Linked DNA regions of Homo sapiens: region 1 is linked to region 2. Evidence: read pairs that join two places in POLR2A ChIA-PET (ENCODE). Cell type or tissue: PC-9. All regions are shown on one strand. Links, peaks and the distances in the headings refer to the core of each region. The heading gives the core; the rest is flanking DNA. Region 1 overlaps PATL2 (PAT1 homolog 2). Region 2 overlaps EIF3J (eukaryotic translation initiation factor 3 subunit J).

Region 1 (10,928 bases), core at 7,236-9,735, 160 kb after region 2:
TGGATAAAAGCCATTTTAATGAGGGTGAGCTGATATCTCATTGTAGTTTTGATTTGCATTTGTCTGATGATCAATGATGGTGAGCACCTTCTCAGATACCCGTTTGCCATTTGTATGTCTTCTTTTGAGAAATGCCTATTCAGATCTTTTGCCCATTTTTAAAATTGGATTAGTAGATTTTTTTCCTATAGAGTTGTTTGAGCTCATTTTATATTTTTATTATTAATACTTGTGAGATGGATTTGTTTGTAAATATTTCCTCCCATTCTGTAGGCTATCTCTTCTCTTTGTTGATTGTTTCTTTTGCTGTGCAGAAGCCTTTAAGGGTATTACTCAAGAAATTTTTGCCCAGTCTAATGTCCTGGAGAGTTTCCACAATGTTTTCTTTTAGCAGTTTCATAGCTTGAGGTCTTAGATTTAAGTCTTTTTATTTTCTTTATGAGACAGGGTCTCACTGTGTCACCCAGGCTAGAGTGCAGTGGTCTCAGCTCACTACAACCTCCACCTCCTAGCTTAAAGTGATTCCCATGCCGCAGTCTCTTGAGTAGCTGGGATTACAGGTGTGCATCAACATGCCCAGCTAATTTTTTGTATTTTTAGTAGAGACAGGGTTTTACCATGTTGGCCAGGCTGGTCTCAAACTCCTGGTCAAGAGATCCACCCACCTTGGCCTCCCAAAGTGCCAGGATTACAGGTGTGAGCCACCATGCCCAGCCAGATTTAAGTCTTTATTCCATTTTTATTTGATTTTTGTATATGGTGAGAGATAGTGGTCTAGTTTCATTCTTCTGCATATGGATATCCAGTTTTCCCAGCACCATTTATTGAAGAGAGTGTCCTTTCTCCAATGTAGGTTTTTGACAACTTTGTTGAAAATAAGTTTACTGTAGATGTATGGATTTGTTTCTGGGTTCTCTATTCTGTTTCATTGGTTTATGTGTCTGTTTTTATGCCAGTATCATGCTCTTTTGGTTACTGCAGCTTTGTAGTATAATTTGAAGTCAGGTAATGTGATTCTTCAGTTTTGTTCTTTTTGCTCAAGATAGTTTTGGCTGTTCTGGGCCTTTTGTGGTTCCATATAAATTTTAGGATTTTTTTTCCATTTCTGTGAAGAATGTAATTGGTATTTTGATAGGGTTTACATTGAATCTGTAGATTGCTTTAGGTAGTATAGATATTTTAACATATTGAGTCTCCCAATCCATGAACATGGAATATCTTTCCATTTTTTTGTGTCCTCTTCAATTTCTTTCATCAGTGTTTTATAGTTATCATCGTAGAGATCTTTTACTTCTTGGTTAAGAAGGTATTTAATATTAGGTATTTAAATTTAATATTATTTGTAAAATAAATGACTGTACGTTGATTTTCTTTTTATTTTCTTTCTTTTTGTTTTTTGAGATGGAGCCTCACTTTGTCACCTAGGCTGGAGTGCAGTGGTGCCATCTTGGTTCACTGCAGCCTCCACCTCCTGGGTTCAAGTGATTCTCCTGCCTCAGCCTCCCTAGTAGCTGAGACTACAGGTATGTGCCACCACACCTCGCTAATTTTTGTATTTTTAGCAGAGATGGGGTTTCACCATATTGGCCACACTGGTCTTGAACTCCTGACCTCAAGTGATCAGCCCACTTTGGCCTCCCAAAGTGCTGGGATTACAGCTGTGAGCCACCATGCCTGGCCTGTATGTTGACTTTGTATCCTCCAACTTTACTGAATTTGTTTATCAGTTCTAATAGTTTTTTGGTGGAGTCCTTAGGTTTTTTTCAAATATAAGATCATATCATCTGCAAATAAGGATAATTTGACTTCTTCCTTTCCAGTTTGGATGCTCTTTATTTCTTTCTCTTGTCTGATTACTCTAGCTAGGACTTCCAGTACTGTTTTGAATAATAGTGGTGGAAGTGGGCATCTTTGTCATGTTCCAGATCTTTGAGAAAAGGCTTTAGGTTTTCCCCTAATTCACTATGATACTAGCTGTGGGTTTGTCATATAGCTTTTACTGTGTTGAGGTATGTTCCTTCTATGTCCAGTTTTTGGGGGGGGTTTTATCATGAAGGGATGTTGAATTTTATCAACTGTTTTTTCAGCATCAGTTGAAATGATCATATGGTTTTTGCCCTTCATTCTGTTGATATGATATATCACATTGATTGATTTGTGTATGTTCAACCATCCTTGCATCTCTGGGATAAATCCCACTTGGTCATGATGAATGATTTTTTTTTTCCATTGGAAAGATATTGCAGATGAGATGAATAATCACTTTAATGTGTTGTTGAATTCAGTGTGCTAGTATGTTGCTGAGGATTTTTGCATCAGGGATATTTGCCTGTAGTTTTTTTTTTTTTATGTGTCTGTCTAGTTTTGGCATCAAGGTAATACTGGCCACGTAGATGAGTTTGAAAATACTCCCTCCTCCTCTATTTTTCAGAATAGTTTGAGTAGGGTTGGTGTTTTGGGTCTTTCTTGCATTGCTATAAAGAAATAACTGAGGCTGGGCATGGTGGCTCATGCCTGTAATCCCAGCAGTTTGGGAGGCTGAGGAAGGCAGATCACTTGAGGCCAGGAGTTTGAGACCAGCCTGGCTAACATGGTGAAACCCTATCTCTACTAAAAATATGAAAATTAGCTGGGTGTGGTGGTACATGCCTGTTCTTTCAGCTACTCAGGAAGCTGAGGCATGAGAATTGCTTGAACCCAGGGGGTGGAGGTTGCAGTGAGCTGAGATTATTGCACCACTGCCCTCCAGCCTGGGTGACAGAGTGAGACCCTGTCTCAAAAAAAAAAAAAAAAAAAAAAGAGAAATACCTGAGTCTGGGAAATTTACAAAGAAAAGAGTTTTAATTGGCTTATGGTTCTGTAGGCTGTACAAACATAGTGCTGGCATCTGCTCAGCTACTGGGGAGACCTCAGGGAGCTTTTACTCATCGCAGAAGGGTGCCAGGCACTTCACATGGTAAGATTTGGAGCAAGAGGTGGTGGGGGGAGGTGTCACATTTTACCAACAACCAGATCTCTCAAGAATGCACTCACTATTGTGAGGACAGCACCAAGCCATGAGGGATCTGCCCCCATGATCCAAACACCTATCACCAGGCCCCACCTCCAATACTAGGGATTACAATTCAACATGAGATTTGGGTAGGGACAAATATTGAAACTATATCAGTTGGTATTAGTTCTTCTTCATATGTTTAGTAACATTTAGCAGTGAAGACATAGAGTCCTGGGCTTTCATTTGTTACTTGTTATTGGTCTGTTCTGGTTTTGGATTTCTTCAAGGTTCGATCTTGGCAGGTTGTATGTGTCTAGGAATGTATCCATTTCTTCTAGGTTTTCCAATTTATTGGCATGTAGTTGCTCATAGTAGCCTCTAATGATCGTTTGAATTTCTTTGATATTGGTTGTAATGTTTCCTTTTTCATCTCTGATTTTATTTATATGAGTCTTCTCTCCTTTTTTTCTTAGCGAGTCTGGCTAAGGAATTGTTGATTTTTGTCTTTAAAAAAACAACTTTTCTTTTTGTTGATCTTTTCTATTGTTTCCTTCATTTCAATTTCATTTATTTTTGCTCTCATCTTTATTATTTCTTTCCTTCTAATAATTTTGGGTTTGGCTTGCTCTTGCTTTTCTAGTTCTTTGAAATGCATCATTATGTTGTTTATTTGAAGTTTTTCTGTTTTTCTTTTTTAATGTAGGTGCTTATGGCTATAAACTTTCTTCTTATTACTGCCTTCTCTGTATCCCATAGGTTTTGGTATATTGTGTTTCCATTATCATTTGTTTCCAGAATTTAAAAAATTTCCTTCTTAATTTCTTTGTTGACCCACAGTCACTTAGGAGCATATTTTAATTTCCATATATTTGTATGGTTTCAAACATTCCTCTTGTTATTGATTTCTAGTTTTTTTCCATTGTGGTCAGAGAAGATATTTGATATAATTCCAATTTTTTAAGACTTATTTTGTGGTCTAACATATGGTCTATCCTTGAGAATGATCCATGTGCTGAGGAGAAGAATGGGTATTCTGTAGCCATTGGATAAAATGTTCTGTAAATATCTATTAGATCTGGCCAGGCACGGTGGCTCATGCCTGTAACTCCAGCACTTTGGGAGGCCAAGGCAGGTGGATCACAAGGTCAGGAGATCAAGACCATCCTGACTAACGTGGAGAAACCCCATCTGTACTAAAAATACAAAAAAATTAGCTGGGCATGGTGGTGAGCACCCGTAGTCCCAGCTACTCAGGAGGCTGAGGCAGGAGAATGGTGTGAACCTGGGAGGTGGAGCTTGCAGTAAGCTGAGATCACACCACTGCACTCCAGCCTGGGCAACAGAGCAAGACTGCATCTCAAAAAAGAAAAAATCTATTAGAGCCATTTGATCTATAGTGCAGATTAAGTCTGATGTTTCTTTGTTGATTTTCAGTCTGGATGATCTGTCCAATGCTGAAAGTGGGGTGTTGAAGTCTCCAGCTATTATTGTATTGGGGTCTATCTCTCTCTTTAGCTCTAATAATATTTACTTTATATAGCTGGGTGCTCCAGTTGGAATGCATATATTTTTACAATTGTTATATACTCTGGCCGAATTAACCTCTTTTCATTATATAATGACCTTCTTTGTCTCTTTTTATAGTTTTTGTCTTGAAATCTATTTTGTCTGATGTAAGCATAGCTATTCATGATCCTTTTTGGTTTCCATTGGAATGGAATATATTTTTCTATCCCTTTGTTTTAGTCTATGTGTGTCTTTATGGGTGAAGTGTGCTCCTTGTAGGCAACAAATCACCGGGTCTTGCTTTTTTTTTTTTTTTTTTTTTTTTTTTTTAAATCCATTCAGCCACTCTATGTCTTTTGAATGGAGAGTTTAGTCCATTTAGATTCAATGTTATTATTGATAAGTAAGGACTTACTCTTGCCATTTTGTTATTTGTTTTCTAGTTGTTTTGTGGTCCTCTGTTCCTTCCTTCTTTTGTTCCTGTCTTCCTTTCTGTGAAGGTGATTTTCTCTGGTAGTATTTAAAAATTTCTTGCTTTTTATTTTTTGTGTATCTGTTGTATGTTGTTTTGGGGACTTTTTTTGAGATGGGGATCTCGCTTTGTCACCCAGGCTGGAGTGCAGTGGTGCGATCTTGGCTCACTGCAACCTCTGCCTTTCAGGCTCAAGTGATCTGCCCATCTCAGCCTCCCAAGTAGTTGGGACCACAGGTGAGTGCCACTATGTCTGGCTAATTTTTTTTTTTTTTTTTTGGTAGAGACAAGCACTTTTGTAGAGACAGCACTTTCACCACCGTGTTTTCCAGGCTGGTTTCAAACTCCTGAGCTCAAGCCAAAGGCCTGCTTTGGCCTCCCAAAGTGCTAGGATTACAAGTGGGAGCCACCACTCCTGGCCCCTGTTGTATGCTTTTTTATTTCAGGTTACCATAAGGCTTGTATTTAATATTTTATAACCCATTATTTATTTTATTATTTTTGGCATATTCACAACATAACCCATTATTTTAAACCAATGAAAACTTACCACTGATTACATAAATAAAGAAGCAAAGAAAAAATTAATAAAAACTCTACATTTTAACTTTGTCCTCCTGCTTTTTAATTCTTTGTTGTTTGTGTTTGTGTCATATTGTACTGTCTATGTCTTGAAAAGTTGTTATAGTTATTAGTTTTGACTGGTTCAGCTTTTGGTCTTTCCACTCAAGATATGAGTAGTTTACATACCATGATTACAGTGTTACAATATTCTGTTTTTTTTCTGTGTACTTCCAATTACCAGTGAGTTTTACACCTTCAAATTATTTTTCATTGCTCATTAATGTCCTTTTCTTTCTGATTAAAGAACTCCCTTCAGCATTTCTTGTAGGACAGGTCTGGTGTTGATGAAATCCCTCAACTTTTGTTTGTCTAGGAAAGTCTTTATTTCTCCTTCATATTTTCAAGGATATTTATTTCTCCTTCATATTTCAAGGATATTTCCACTGGAAAGTCTGCTGCCAGACATATCAGAGCTCCATGGTATGTTATTTGTTTATTTTCTGTTGCTGCTTTTAGGATCCTTTCTGTATTCTTGACCTTGGGAGTTTGTTTATTAAATGTTTTGAGGTCATCTTCTTTGGGTTGAATTTGTTTGGTGTTCTATAACCTTCATATACTTGAATATTGATATCTTTCCCTAGGTTTGGGAAGGTCTTTGTTACTATCACTTTGAATAAACTTTCTACCCCATCTCTCTCTCTACCTCCTCTTTAAGGCCAATAACTCTTTTTTTTTTCTTTTTGAGACAGAGTCTCACTTTGTTGTCCAGGCTGGAGTGCAGTGCTGTGATCTTGGTTCACTACAGCCTCCACTTCCCAGGTTCAAGCAATTCTCCTGCCTCAGCCTCCAGAGTAGCCGGGATTAAAGGCGCCTGCTGCCACGTCCAGCTAATTTTTGTATTTTAGTTGAGACGGGGTTTCACGATGTTGGCGAGGCTGCTCTCGAACTCCTGACCTCATGATCTGCCCACCTTGGCCTCCCAAAGTGCTGGGATTACAGGAGTGAGCCACTGCACCTGGCTGCAGCCAGTAACTCTTAAATTTGCCGTTTTGAGGCTATTTTCTAGATCTTGTAGGCATGCTTCATTCTTTTTTATTCTTTTTTCTTTTGTCTCTTCTGATTATATTTTCAAATTGCCTGTCTTCAAGCTCACTAATTCTTTCTTCCACTTGATCAGTTCTACTGATAAGAGAGTCTGATGCACCCTTATGTATGTCAGTATCATTTTTCAACTCCATAATTTTTGCTTGATTCTTTTTAGTTATTTTAATCTCTTTGTTAAAGTTATATGATAGGATTCTGAATTCCTTCTCTGTGTTAGCTTTAATTTCTTTGAGTTTCCTCAAAACATTGTTTTTTTTTAGACAGAGTCTTGCTCAGTTGCCCAGGCTGGAGTACAGTGGTATGATCTTGGCTCACTGAATCTCCGCCTCCCAAGTTTAAGCAATTCTCCTGCCTCAGCCTCCTGAGTAGCTGGGATTACAAGCATATGCCACCACGCCCAGCTATTTTTGTATTTTTAGTAGAGATAGGGTTTCACCATGTTGGCCAAGCTGGTCTTGAACTCCTGAGCTCAAGTGATCTACCCACCTTGGCCTCCCAGAATGTTGGGATTACAGGTGTGAGCCACCGTGCCTGACCAAAACAGCTATTTTGAATTCTGTTTCAAAGGTCACATATCTCTGTTTCTCTGGGATTGGCCTCTGGTGCCTTATTCATTTGATGAGGTCATGTTTTCCTGGCTGGTCCTGATGCTTGTGGATGTTCATCAGTGTCTGAGTTAAATATTTATTATAGTCTTTGCAGTCTGGGCTGTTTGTATCTGTCCTTCTTGGGAAGGCTTTCCAGGAATTCAAAGGAACTTGGGTGTTGTGATCTAAGTTTTTGGTCACTGCAGCTGTATCTGCATTAGAGGGCACACCAAGCACAGAAATGCTGTGGCTCTTTCACAGTCTGTTGTATCTTTTTTGATTTGAGGTTACCATGAGGTTTGCAGATAATATTTTATCACTCATTATTTTAAACTGCTGACAACTTAACACTGATTACTCATAGAGGCACTGCCATGGTGGTCTTGGATAAGATCTGGAAGAATTCTCTGGATTACCAGGCAGAGACTCTTATTGTCTTCCCTTATTTTCCCCCAGGCAAAGTCTGTCTTTCTGTGATCAGCTGCCTGGAGTTGGGGGAGAAGTGACACAAACACCCCTGTGACCACCACTGGGACTGTGCAGGGTCAGACGTGAAGCCAGCATAGTACTGGGTCTTGCCCAAGGCCTATGGTAACCACCGCCTGGCTACTACCTATGTTCACTCAAGGCCCTATGGCTCTAAAATCAGCAGGTGGCAAAGCCAGCCAAGCTTATGTCCCTCTCTTTAGGGTGGCAAGTTTCCCCCAGCCTGGGGTGAATCCAGAGATGCCTTCCAGGAACTGGGGCCTAGTCAGAAACCTTAGGAATCTACCTGGTACTCTATTGCACTGAGGCTGAACTGGCACCCAAGCCACAAGACAAAGTCCTTCCCACTTTTCCCTCCCCTTTCCACAAGCTGAGGAGTCTCTTGCCATGGCCACTTCCACCCCAGGCCTGTGGTGGGTACTGTCTGGCTACTGCTGATGTATACTCAAGGCCCAAGGGCTCTGCAGTAAGCTTGTGGTGAACGCTGCCCAGCCTGGGACTCACCCTTCAGGGAAGCAGGCTCCCCTCTGGCCCAGAGCAGGTCCAGGAATGCTATCTAAGAGCCAAAGCCTGGAATCAGGGACCTTAAGAGGCCACTTGGTATTCTAACCCCACAGTGGCCAAGTCCCCTTTACTCTTTCCACTTCTTTTCTCAAGCAGAAGGAATTTCTCCCCATAGCCACCACAGCTGTAATGTGCTGGGTCACACCTTAAGCCTGCACGTCTCTGAGTCTCACCCAAAGCCCATGATGAGTACTACCTGGCTACTTCTGATTATTCAGGGCCAAAGGGCTCTTTAGTCAGCTGGTGAGGAATCCTGCCAGGACTGGTCCTTCCCTTCAAGGCAGCAGGTTCCCTTCTGGCCCAGGGTGTGGCTAGAAATGTCAGCTTGGAGCTATGGCCTGGAATGTGGGCCTCAGGACTTTGCCTGGTGCCCTATCCTACTGCAGCTGAGCTGGTATCCAATGCAAGACAAACTCATCTTTGTTCTTCCCTCTCCTCTTCTCAAGCAGAGGAAAGAAGTCTCTCTCTGAGCTTTGAGCTGCCCTGCCTGGGGTTGGGAGAGGGGTGGTGCAAGCAATCCCTTGGCCATCCCAGCTAGTGTCTCACTAGGTTGTGTGCCCCCCACATTCACTGGCTCTGAGCCCAGCACAGCACCAGGACTTACCCAGGAATTGCCATCCTTGTGGCCTAGACTGCCTTTCAAGTTTATGTAGAACCTCAGAGCACTTCAGCCCATGGTGGGGAGGCTTACTGGAACTCAGGTTCCCACTGCTGGGATGGGTGATTTGCCTCTAGCTAGGGCTGGTCTAAATGATCCCTCCATGGGACCTGGGTGAGTTCTTCCCAGTGTTGCTTTGTGCTATGACTGGGCAGCACTGAGTTCCAATGCAAAGTCTGAAAATCACTGCACTCTTCCTCTCCCAGAAGCACACATTCTCTCTCCATGCCAGGTGGCCGCTGCCGGCGAATGGGGGAGAGATAGCATTTAGCAATTCAAGACTGTCTTACCCTCTTCAGTTACTCTTTCAGTGATACGAAGTTAAAACCAGGTACTGTGATCACTCACCTGATTTTTGGTTCTTATGAAGGTGCTTTTTTTTGTGTGGATCATTATTCAATTTGGTGTTCCTGCAGGGAGCAGGATTAGTGGAGGCGTCTATTCAGCCATCTTGCTCCACCTCCCCTAGCTATGTCCTTTTAAATATTTATAATCGACATACAATATATTACACTTAAAGTATACAATAAGTTCTAAAATATAACTGAAATCATCATCGAACTCTAGATAATTAACATATCCATCAACCCTAAAGTTTCCTCATGTTTAGATGATCTCCTTTCCCTCTAGAAACCACTCATCTACTTTCTGTCATATAGATTATAGTTTGCCTTTTCTGGAGTTTTATATAAACAGAATCATATAGTATATGTTCTTTTCTGTCTGACTTCTTTTATTTACCATGATTATTTCATCCATGTTACATGTATCAACAGTTTATTCCTTGTTTGTTGATGATAGTATTTCATTGTATGGATATATACTCCAATGGGTTTATTCATTTACCTGTTGATGTATGTTGGATCGTTTCTAGTTTTCAGCTATCACAAATAAAACTGCTATAAACATTAAACATTAATGTCCAAGTCTTTGTATAGACATATGCTTTCATTTTCTCTTGGGCAAATACCTTGGGTGGAGTGGCTGGATATTATGGCCAGTGTATGTTTAACTTTATAAAGAGCTGTCGAAGTGTTTTCCTTTTTCTTTTTTCTTTTTGAGATGAAGTCTTGCTCTGTTGCCCAGGCTGGAGTGCAGTGGTGCAATCTCGGCTCATTGCAACCTCTGCCTCCCAGGTTCAAGCAATTCTCCTGCCTCAGCCTCCTGAGTAGTTGGGGTTACAGATGCCTGCCACCATGCCTAGCTAATTTTTGTATTTTTAGTAGAGACAGGGTTTCACCATGTTGGCCAGGCTGGTCTCAAACTCCTGATCTCAAGTGATCTGCCCGCCTTGACCTCCCAAAGTGCTCAGATTACAGGTGTGAGCCACCACATCCAGCCCCAAATTGTTTATACCATTTTATATTCCTACCAGGATTGTATGAGAGTTCCAGTTCTTCTAAATTCTTGCCAACATTTACTACTTTGAATAAATGTTCATTGTAAAAAAATTTTAAGAGGGTTATATAGGGGAAAAAAAGGCCGCTATTAATCTGTTAATTGCACTACTGGGAGATAAAGCTATTAAACTGTCATATTTGTGGCTGGGCGTGGTAACACATGCTTGTGATCCTAGCACTTTAGGAGGCTGGGGAAGGAGGATCACTTGAGACCAGGAGTTCGAGACCAGCCTGGGCAACACAGCAAGACTCTGTCTCCACAAAAATATTAAAAATTAAAAAAAAAAGAAATTGTCATGTTTGTAGACTTCCCAAATTTGCCATCCTAGGCAAACAGTGCTCTTGTTTTTAAACAAATAGTTGTATACATAATTTTCCCCCTCACTATTCAAAACATGTCATAAATGGTAAGTCCAAGAAAAATACAGGTATTCCCCCCCAAAGAAAACTGTAAAATCGACTTTTTTCTATCTGTACTGTTTTTTATTGGTTTTTAAATTGGTTTTCCAAGTGAGTAAATCAGAATCTATCTGTAATGGATTTTAAATTTAGTGTTTCTCTGTGATGTAGTAAACAAGAAACTAGAGGCAAA
Region 2 (2,500 bases), core at 1-2,500:
TCCTTCTTGACCTCTTACTACCAGAGGCTTGCAGACCAGTTTTTTTCTTTTTTCTTTTCTTTTCTTTTCTTTTTTTTTTTTTTAGACGGAGGCCTTCTCTATCACCCAGGCTGGAGTGCAGTGGCGTGATCTCGGCTCACTGCAACCTCTGCCTCCCGGGTTCAAAGTGATTCTTGGGCATCAGCCTCCCGAGTAGCTGGGACCACAGGTGCACACCACCACGCCCTGCTAATTTTTTTTGTATTTTTAGTAGAAACAGGGGTTTGCCATGTTGGCCAGGCTGGTCTTGAACTCCTGAACTCAGGTATTCCACCCACCTTGGCCTTCCAAAGTGTTGGGATTACAGGCGTGAGCCAACTCATCTGGCCCAGTTTCTTAAATTAGTAGAAAACTGGCCAGGCGTGGTGGCTCACACCTGTAATCCCAACACTTTGGGAGGCTGAGGTGGGTGGATCACCTGAGGTCGGGAGTTCAGGACCAGCCTGACCAACATGGAGAAACCCATCTCTACTAAAAATACAAAATTAGCCAGTTCGTGGTAGCACATGCCTGTAATCCCAGCCACTTGGGAGGCTGAGGCAGGAGAATCGCTTGAACCCAGGAGGCAGAGGTTGCGGTGAGCTGAGATCGTGCCATTGCACTCCAGCCTGGGCAATAAGAGCAAAACTCCATTTAAAAAAAAAAAAAAAAAAAAAGGTGGGAGGGGCCAGGCACGCCTGTAATCCCAGCACTTTGGGAGGCTGAGGTGGGTGGATCACGAGGTCAAGAGATCAAGATTATCCTGGCCAACATGGTGAAACCCGGTCTCTACTAAAAACACAAAAATTAGCTAGGCATGGTGGTGCATACCTGTAGTCCCAACTACTCAGGAGGCTGAGGCAGGAAAATTGCTTGAACCTAGGAGGCGGAGGTTGCAGTGAGCTGAGATTGCGCCACTGCACTCCAGCCTGGCGACACAGTGAGACTCCATCTCAAAAAAAAAAAAAAGATCAGTAGAGAACCACTACAGGCAATTTAAGGTGAGAAGTTTGGTAACCAGTATACCTCTAGCTGGGCATATCTTAATATGTGTAATAATCCTTCTCTTTATGAGATTCCCAGAGTTCCCAGGAGAGGGACTTAGTTCCCAGTTAGTTATTTTATACTTCAGGACTCAGGGAAGAAGTCATATTTACTATAATACTATTTTTATTTTTATTATTTTGCATTGGAATTGCATTGGAATTGCTTTATTCCAGCGAATTAAATTGTTTACCAGACTGTGAATTTTGTAAGCAAGTGTTTAAAACATGCTTTTTAAAGACCTTCCTTAACATTGTGTTTAAAGCCTTAAATGAAGCTGTTTACATGTATACATTTAAAGGATGTATCTCAGCATGTTACTCTAAAGATGTGTTGTAAGCTGCTTTATTACAGTGAATTGAACTCTACTAAACCGTGAACTTTGTAAGCAAGTGTTTAAAACATGCTTTTTAAAAAAGTAAATCATTTTATTTTCAATAAAAAGGTCAGTCAAATGTTTAGTTATTTAAAACTTTTTTAAAATTAGTTTTTATAATTGGCAAATAATGTACATATTTATGGGGTATATTGTGATGTTTCAATGCATGTATACATTGTAATTACCATTTCATCACTTTAAACATTTATCATTTCTTTGTGGTGTTAACATTCAAAATTTTCTTATGGAACTATCTTGAAATATATAACATTGTTATTAGCTATAATCACCGTACTGTGTAATAGAACACCAGAACTTATTCTTCTAACTGTAACTTTATACCTATGACACTTTAAAGAACTTTGGTCCATTCAGAGCAGGTCCCTTAGTTTTTCACTGAGATTGTGGGTTGGCTATGTCTGGGCCTGGGTTTCCTTTTCTTTAAAATGGGGGAATAACACTACCTTCTTACAGGACTGTTGTGAGAATTAACCTTGTTACTACACCTGTTTCTCAGAAGGGTTTTAAATATGCATCTTCTGGAAGTAAGCAAATGGTCCTCCTATCTGAAACACTGCCCCCTATCACTCACAGATCCAGCCTTCCTGTGTTCTGTGAAGATTTAAACAACAAAAAATGCCTAGTAATTCACTTTTATTTTTAGCTCTTTGGTTCCTTTTGTACTGTGATGTATAGCACTTAGCAAACTAACGGCGAAATACAAACGTTTGATCTCTAATTTCTAACTCTAGTATCACAGTTACTCAAATAATGACTAGCTGGTTTGCTTTCAATCTGTTAAAACTGCGAGCTGTGGGTTAAATTGCTGAAGTAAGATGAATATAAAAATACACTTACTTTTTAATACAAAGTTCCTTTAATTATGCTTGCAGACTGTATGACAGCCTTAATCAGGATGTTGAATTTTTAATTTCTTTACTGGACTTAGAGATTTTTATTAAGAACCAAGGCTTGGTTAGTTTATATTCCTAGACTGATACAAATTTGTGATCTGTCGTGTTATGAAACCAGAAGCTTGGTGTCATATTGTGGCATATT

Evidence for each region. Peaks named below come from ENCODE experiments on the same cell type or tissue, not always from the same donor. Only the 100,000 strongest peaks of a DNase experiment are listed, where the experiment ranks them.
Region 1: POLR2A ChIA-PET joins it to region 2 with 18 read pairs; 13 of 35 experiments call an interaction of 5 or more read pairs at or near these places.

What each region holds. Positions count from the first base shown.
Region 1 is chr15:44,698,922-44,709,849 of GRCh38, forward strand. The region is part of intron 3 of PATL2 (PAT1 homolog 2); the gene reads right to left. Among named protein-coding and RNA genes, the nearest start is that of PATL2, 6.9 kb to the right of the region's middle. In PC-9, for the core only: no CTCF peak of the experiment used is centred there; a DNase peak (open chromatin) is centred at 8,520; H3K27ac peaks cover 1,355 bases.
Region 2 is chr15:44,544,030-44,546,529 of GRCh38, forward strand. The region is part of intron 2 of EIF3J (eukaryotic translation initiation factor 3 subunit J); the gene reads left to right. Among named protein-coding and RNA genes, the nearest start is that of EIF3J, 8.1 kb to the left of the region's middle. In PC-9, for the core only: CTCF peaks have their summits at 2,026 and 2,228; no DNase peak of the experiment used is centred there; H3K27ac peaks cover 525 bases.